2 separate regions of the Homo sapiens genome follow, and region 1 is linked to region 2. Evidence: read pairs that join two places in POLR2A ChIA-PET (ENCODE). Cell type or tissue: PC-9. All regions are shown on one strand.

Region 1 (4,000 bases), 360 kb after region 2:
CCAGTCTTGCCAACATGGTGAAACCCCGTCTCTACTAAAAATACAAAAAATTGGCAGCAGGTGGTGGTACATGCCTGTAATCCCAGCTGCTGAGGAGGCTGAGGCAGGAGAATCACTTGAATCCAGGAGGTGGAGGTTGTAGTGAGCTGAGATCATACCACTGTGTTCTAGCCTGGGCCATAGAGCAAGACTTTGTCTCAAAAAAAAATAAAACAAAAAATATTTGGTTTAGTCTACAACTATACCTTCCTTATAACTTAACCATATGCATTTATTAGGAAAAGTTTATGTAATGCAGACAGGAAGCTCTATGTTCCCTTCTCTGGGGCATCCTGAACGTCTGAAGGGTCACAGATGTCTGTGTAGAGATCTGTAAGATGTCAAAGAATAAAGATAATTTATAGACTAAGCTATAACTCATGTGCCTTTACTATTTCTAGTTACAGAGAATCTGTATTCTGATTCAAAACAGATTTACAAAATACTTCTACAACTAATTTCTCATTGTCTAGTAGCAACTGAAAATGACACTTTGAAGGGGTGTGCTTTGCACAGCTGTGGCAGAAATGTAATGTCAAGGCAGTCAGTGTTTTAACAGGTCCCGAAGATCCCTGAAAATAGGTGACTGTAAATATGCTTATTATTCCTAGGTAATGACAAGATTGGTTTTGTTTTTGTTTTTGTTTTGAGATGGAGTTTCGCTCTTGTTGCCCAGACTGGAGTGCAATAGCATGATCTTGGCTCACCGCAACCTTTGCCGCCCGGGTTCAAGCGATTCTCCCGCCTCAGTCTCCTGAGTAGCTGGGATTGCAGGCATGAACCACGAGGCCCAGCTAATTTTGTATTTTTTGTAGAGGTGGGGTTTCTCCATCTTGGTCACGCTTGACTCGAACTCCCGACCTCAGGTGATCTGCCTGCCTTGGCCTCCCAAAGTGCTGGGATTACAGGCATGAGCCACCTCACCAGGCTAACAAGATTGTTTTTAAAAGAATGTACTAATAAAGTATCTAGTTTTTTTGTTTCTTTGTATTACTTTATCAGTGGCATTCTGGGTTACCAAACTGTAGTAGGATTGCACAAGTTTTTTAGTTGGTTTTGTTTTAACTTTAAGGACTTGCACATTTCATTTTACATTTAATTCTGTTTTTTGAGAAATGATTAAAGTGATCTACCTCCAAAATGTTTAACAATCCGATATGCTTCTAAGTATCCTGCCAATGTACTTAATCAAATGTACTTAAAAATCAGTTTTCTTAAAGAAGCATACACTGTAATTCACCTGGAAAAATAGCATTTTTAAGTAAAATTAGGCAATTAGCCTAAAAATATGATTTGCCTCTATTCTGGAAAATAATTCATTTAATTCAGATTATGGAAAAGTCTTAAATTTGTATAGCATTCATGCAATTTAATAACAAAGAAGTGAGTTTCCTTATCAAAACAATCTGAGTAGAATCAGATTGAGACTGAGTGGAAACATCATCTCTAAAAAATATACAGGCCGGGCACGGTGGCTCATGTCTGTAATCCCAGAATTTTGGGAGGCCAAGGTGGGTGGGTCACCTGAAGTTGGGAGTTTGAGACCAGCCTGACCAACATGGAGAAACCCTGTCTCTACTAAAAATACAAAATTAGCTGGGCATGGTGGCGCATGCCTGTAATCCCAGGTACTCGGGAGGCTGAGGCAGGAGAATCGCTTCAACACGGGAGGCGGAGGTTGCGGTGAGCCGAGATAGCGCCATTGCACTCCAGCCTGGGCAACAAGAGTGAAACTCCATCTAAAAAAAAAAAAAATTCCAGGTTATACTATATCCTGATCTATATCCTTAGACCATTTTTAATCCTTAGACCATTTTTAATGTTTTTCCTTTTTGGTGAGACTAGGAATTTCAGAAAACTAGGTTTTCTGTTAATTCTTTTTTTCTCCACCTTAAGTAGAGTGATTAGAGACTACGTTTTCAAGTGAAAATCTAAGGTGTTGCTTTTGCTGTTTTAAGAAAGCTTCTGCACTGGGTGCAGTGGCTCACGCCTGCAATCCTAACACTTTGGGAGCCTAGGCAGGAGGATTGCTTGAGCTCAGTTCAAGACCAGCCTGGGCAACATAGGGAGACCCTGTCTCTACAAAAAATTAAAAAATTAGCTTGGCATAGTGGTGCACAACTGTAGTCCCAGCTACTCAGGAGGCTGAGGTGGGAGAATTGCTTGAGCCCAGGAGGTCGAGGCTGCAGTGAGCCATGACCACACCACTACACTCTGGCCTGAGCAAGAGTGAGACCCTGCGTTTAAACAAAACAAAACAAAAACAAAAACACACCAAAGCTAAAAGCTTCTCTGTGATTTAAAAGATGTAGAACTAGACCAGCCTGTCCAACATGGTGAAATGCCACCTCTACTAAAAATACACACCAAAAAATTAGTTGGGCATGGTGGCACGTGCCTATAATCCCAGCTACTCTAGAGATGCTGAGGCAGGAGAATCGCTTGAACTCGGGAGGTGGAGGTTGCGGTGAGCCAAGATCGTGCCACTGCACTCCAGCCTAGGCGACAGAATGAAACTCCATCTCAAAAAAAAAGATGTAGAACTAGATAGGCCTGCTCATTAGAATATCAAGATGGCTCCAGCTTGACTTTTCTTTCCTAATTTATATGTACTAGTGGCTTTATTTTAAATAGTTTCCTTTGAAAATAATCATTTTGACCAGCTATTATGTGTTTGGTGGTAAGGGACAAGTTGTTATCTGTACCATGCCAAATATCCTAATAAAAACTGGAAAACATGTCCAACTTACCTTTGAATGTGGCTTTCCCTCATGACACTGCTCCCTACTGACTTTAGAGCCATAGATCCTTTTAGCTCATATAATTGGGTTATACCATGTGAAATAAGTTTGGACATGCCTTTCCCAGTGGTAACTCCTGTGAAAACTCAATGGAACTACCTTTTCTTTTCAGATACTCACAGATACGAGGTTTTCCGCTTGAAGTGGGAGAATATGTGCATTCTTTTCAATGATCACAAGACTCTAACAAAGGGGATTTTTAATCTTTAATTTTCAAGATGGTTAAAATATTGAAATGTTTAAGTGGATAACTATATTATTCATAAAATGACTGAGTGAAAACTAATATACTATGAGATGAAAAGTACTTGTCAGGGATTTTCAAGCTTTTGCTCAAGTAATTACCATGAAGTAACAATTTCTAGAAATGAAGAACAATCTGTGAAGATAAATTACCATTGGTGTGGGGAAAAAAAGCCAAACAGAAGTAGAAAAAGGTGTAGCTGGCATACAAATGTTATCTACAGTGTATTTATATATATATATTTTTAAAACTTTTAACTAAAAAGTAAACTTTAATGTCGAAAATGCAAACTTGGGGAAGACAGAAAAGATCACACACAAGGCTGTCACTTCACACGTGGAAGGTTGCACAGCGGCCGGGCAGAGGCGCTTGTCACACTTCCCAGATGGTCAGGCGGCCAGGCAGAGGCGCTCCTCACTTCCCAGACGGGGCAGCAGCTGGGCAGAGGTGCTCCTCACTTCCCAGACTTTTATATTTTTTATACTTGACCAGGTCTCTTATGTCCTTTTTCTGGAAAACTACTTTTAACTACTAAAGTGATTATAAATGAAAAAGTGGCCAATAAAGTGACTACTATCCTCAGGGCTTTAAACCAGTTGGGATAATGTGGTAAGAGAAAAAGTTCAAGGTGGAATGCTACTCCCATACCCATTATTACTGTGACTATGGCTTCACTAAGTCTTTCAGAAATAAGGAAGGCAAACCATGAAAAGAAAAGAGGAGCTGCACTGCTAGCTAAATTAAGGTAGTCTGGTTTGGCTGGACTACCTTCTGGTAGAGCAAAACCCCATCTGATCCCACCCAAGAAAGATAGGAAACTGGCTCCATAAGCCATCTGAGTAAAAGCTAATATGGGAATATAAGTTTTTGTCATCAGCATGACCAGTGGTGGAGCAACGAAGGGGATTAGTCCTGC
Region 2 (4,000 bases):
ATATCACCATTTTAAACAGATGAGGAAATGAAGGCACTGAGAAGTTAAATAACTTGCCCATGGCCCCACAGCAAGTGACAGCAGAGATTCAGATGTAGGTAGGCTAATTGCAAAACCATTGTTCTTAACTGTTGTGTTATGCTACCTCTGGAATATCAAATGTATAGCTTTACTTGTTCAGTCATTGCTGGATTCAGGGCCCAAACAAGGTTATTGGGATTCTCTCTCATGTTGTATTTTGGCTCAGTTTTTCTCTGGGTTGATTTTATCCTCAGGCAGGCATTGCCGGTGAAGTGACAGTATAGCTGCTGGGATGAGAACTGCATATTCATAATTTAGCAATTTGTGTGGAAAGAGAGAATTTATTTTAACAATACAGTTCTAGCAAATGTTCTAGAATTGACTCTCATTGGGTCAGTTTGAGTTTTATTCCTATTCCTGAACCGTCACTGTGGCCTGAGGGTAGGGATGGGATAGAGTGGAATATTCTTATTGGCCAGTCTGGGCCATGTGTGTTTCCATCCCTGGATCTGAGACGGGGGAATGAATCCTTACCTCCAGGGAACATCAGGGTGCTAATACCAGAAATGGGAATGGATATGGGCCAGGCAAAAACAAATGTTCACCACGCTTAAGATATTAGGACCTCACTGGGTGCAATGGCTCACGCCTGTAATCCCAGTACTTTGGGAGACTGAGGCAGGCAGATCACCTGAGGTTAGAAGTTTGAGACCAGCCTGGTCAACATGGCAAAACCCCATCTCTACTAAAAATACAAAAATTAGCCGGGTGTGGTGGCATGCGCCTGTAATCCCAGCTACTGGGGAGGCTGAGGCAGGAGAATTGCTTGAACCCGGGAGGCGGAGGTTGCAGTGAGCCGAGATCATGCCACTACACTCCAGCCTGGGTGACAGAGCGAGACTCAATCTCAAGGGAAAAAAAAAAAGGATATTAGGACCGTGCTCACCCAGTAGGATCTGTCTGCTTGATTTCTATTTTAGCCTTAACATGTCAAATATTTTTACAGAATTATGATGAATTATGATAAATTGAAATCACGTCTGGGTGAGATTCATGATAGCAAAATGCGTCTAGAGCAGGATTTGAAGAATCAAGCTTTGGACAACCGAGAAATAGATAAAAAAATGAATAGCATCAAACCTGACCTGATCCAGCTGCGAAAGATCCGAGATCAACACCTTGTGTAAGTAGTCTGGGAGTGTATGGGGAGGGAGACGTTAGTGCCAGGTTACTACCAGCACTAGAGACACTAGAGGTGGAAGAAGAGATTAGAGATTTGTAATTGAGAATTGGCCAGTAAGATGGTAAGAATTTAGGAAAGTGTCCTTGGTAGTTGTAGGGGGTACCAGAGTTAATCTGAAGTTAATATGTGGAGCAAACCAGAATGTAGGACTCTTGATCCATACAAATGCCTTGGAAATCTCAGAGGCTGGCTGTGGCATGAGTAAAATGCTATATCTTAACAAGAACAGATTAATGTTTGCCTAAAACATAAAAATCAGAATCTTTGTTTACATACTAGAACTGAGTGGGGAATTTCTATTTCCTCTGAGGGGAAGTAGGTTCTAGGCTGGGCACTGTGGCTTACGCCTGTAACCCCAGCACTTTGGGAGGCCGAGGTAGGCAGATCATCTGAGGTCCGGAGTTCGAGACACCAGCCTGGCCAACATAGTGAAACTCCGTTTCTACTAAAAATACAAAATTAGCTGGGCGTGGTGGCACATTCTTGTAATCCCAGCTACTCAGGAGGCTGAGGCAGGAGAATCACTTGAACCCTGGAGGCGGAGGTTGCAGTGAGCCGAGATCACGCCACTGCACTCCATGCCTGGGTGACAGAGTGAGACTCCATCTGGGAAAAAAAAAAAAAAAAAGATGGTGAAACCCTGTCTGTACTAAAAATACAAAAAATTAGCTGGGCATAGTGGTGGGCGCCTGTAATCCCAGCTACTTGGGAGGCTGAGGTAGGAGAATCGCTTGAACCTGGGAGGCAGAGGTTGCAGTGAGCCGAGATCGTGCCACTGCACTCCAGCCTGGGCAACAGAGTGAGTCTCAAAAACAACAACAAAAACAAAATGACATTCTTTATTTAAATAACAGAAATGTATCTATAGAAGGCACTTGAGGTAATTTGAGTAGTGAAACCTAATTCTTTAGTATGAGGGAAAACTATATAATTTAGCCAAATATAGGCATAATAGAGATAATATACAAATATAAATGGAAAGATAGTATCAGAATAAAATGTGTGAATTATATTTTTAGAAACATAAATAACTGCTTCATAGGACAGAATGCATGAGAAAGGAAGATCCTGGATATTGGGCTTAGTTCTGGGTAACGAATAGACTGTTTTGAAATGCATCTATGGGTGACCTTGATGCATGTAACACCACTCAATTCAAACTACTGGCAGGAGAAGACAGAGCAGAGACCTCTGAATCTGGGTTTTCCATAGACTTCAGGGTTCTTTGTGTGAGAAAGAGGGAGAGGATGAAATATACACCTAGAGATTGGAACTGTGGCAGAAGAGTTTCAGTAGAGGAAGATTTAAGGTGATTTTTTTTTTTTTTTTTTTTTTTTGTGAGGCGGAGTCTCACTGTGTCACCCAGGCTGGAGTGCAATGGCACAATCTCAGCTCCCACTGCAACCTCCACCTCCTGGGTTCAAGTGATTATCCTACATCAGCCTTCCGAGTAGCTGGGAATACAGGCATGCACCACCATGCCCAGCTAATTTTTGTATTTTTAGTAGAGATGGGGTTTCACCATGTTGACCAAGCTGGTCTTAAGCTCCAGACCTTAGGTGATGTACCCACCTTGGCCTCCTAAAGTACTGGGATTATAGGCATGAGCTACTGTACCCAGCCTAAGGTGATATTTCTTGGGGTAAACAATTACAACTACACCATGCTGAGTAGTTTTTAATACCAGCTCTCTCAAGAGATCATTTTAGTTTGCTATTGTGGCCAAAAGTCAAGCCAAGTGTATATAGCATACTGAAGAGCTTTGTAAACAAGGCAAGGAGGGTGCTCTTATCTGTAAATGGGGTGTGTCTGCTCTTGGAATGCTCACGTGGTTCTGGTCACATCATGAAGCTGAAGAAAGGCTCAAAAAGGCTATGCTATACACCAAAACAATGAATGGAAGTCCTTCTTTGCCCTGAAAAGCAATAAGAAATACAAGGAATATACCATCCCAAGGGGCGTGAATAAGTGTGGTGTCTTAGTCTGTTTAGGCTGCTATAAAAAAAATCATAAATTGGGTAGTTTGTAAATACCAGAAATTTCTCACAGTTCTAGAGGCTAGGAAGTCCGAACTCAAGGCACTGGCAGATTTGGTGTCTGGTGAGGGGTGAGGATCTGCTTTCTGGTTCATAGATGGCACCTTCTACCTATGTCCTGGTAGAAGGAGCTAGGGGGTCTCTATCAGGCCTCTTTTATAAGGGCACTAATTCCATTCATGAGGGCTCTGCCTTTATGACCTAATCACCTCCCAAAGTCCTCACCTCCTAATACCGTCACCTTGAGTGTTAGATTTTCAACCTATGAATTTTGGGAAGATACTAACATTCAGACTATATAGCATGTGGCAAACCAGACCTTGGAAGTTTCTTTAATGGGTTGTATAAACTAAATACAGAAGACAGAAAGAAAACAACAGCAAAAAAAGACAACAAAAACCATACACACCAAAAAAAACCACAGAAAACAAAACAGTGACACCACAACAACAACAACAAATATAAGAGTTTAGATAACATCATGGATGACAAATTCATAACCTACAAGTAAGGACAACTCAGAAGTGTAGGGAGACACAGACAGCCATTACCTCTTTTGGAAGGGCTGCTTCCAGGAGAATAGTTCAGTGTCCCATGGTCCATGCTTTGATGTTTCTAACAGAGAATTGTCTCTGGGCTTGGTGGATTTGATCTATTCTAATGCTGGAATTTGTATAGTCGGTCCTGAAGAAGACTGGTA

The links. ChIA-PET counts read pairs that join two places held together with the same protein. Peaks named below come from ENCODE experiments on the same cell type or tissue, not always from the same donor. Only the 100,000 strongest peaks of a DNase experiment are listed, where the experiment ranks them.
Region 1: POLR2A ChIA-PET joins it to region 2 with 9 read pairs; 2 of 35 experiments call an interaction of 5 or more read pairs at or near these places.

What each region holds. Positions count from the first base shown.
Region 1 is chr1:45,693,468-45,697,467 of GRCh38, reverse strand. It overlaps TMEM69 (transmembrane protein 69), which reads right to left. Exons shown (of 3, transcript NM_016486.4): 3 at 3,032-4,000. The coding sequence ends at 3,563. It also overlaps a transcript of IPP not described here. Among named protein-coding and RNA genes, the nearest start is that of TMEM69, 7.3 kb to the right of the region's middle. In PC-9, no CTCF peak of the experiment used is centred here; no DNase peak of the experiment used is centred here.
Region 2 is chr1:46,052,999-46,056,998 of GRCh38, reverse strand. It overlaps P3R3URF-PIK3R3 (P3R3URF-PIK3R3 readthrough), which reads left to right. Exons shown (of 10, transcript NM_001303427.2): 7 at 1,028-1,204. It overlaps PIK3R3 (phosphoinositide-3-kinase regulatory subunit 3), which reads left to right. Exons shown (of 10, transcript NM_003629.4): 7 at 1,028-1,204. LOC124904171 (a long non-coding RNA gene) reads right to left here. Exons shown (of 3, transcript XR_007066061.1): 2 at 3,852-3,994; 3 at 3,070-3,179. Among named protein-coding and RNA genes, the nearest start is that of PIK3R3, 78 kb to the left of the region's middle. In PC-9, no CTCF peak of the experiment used is centred here; no DNase peak of the experiment used is centred here; H3K27ac peaks cover 481 bases.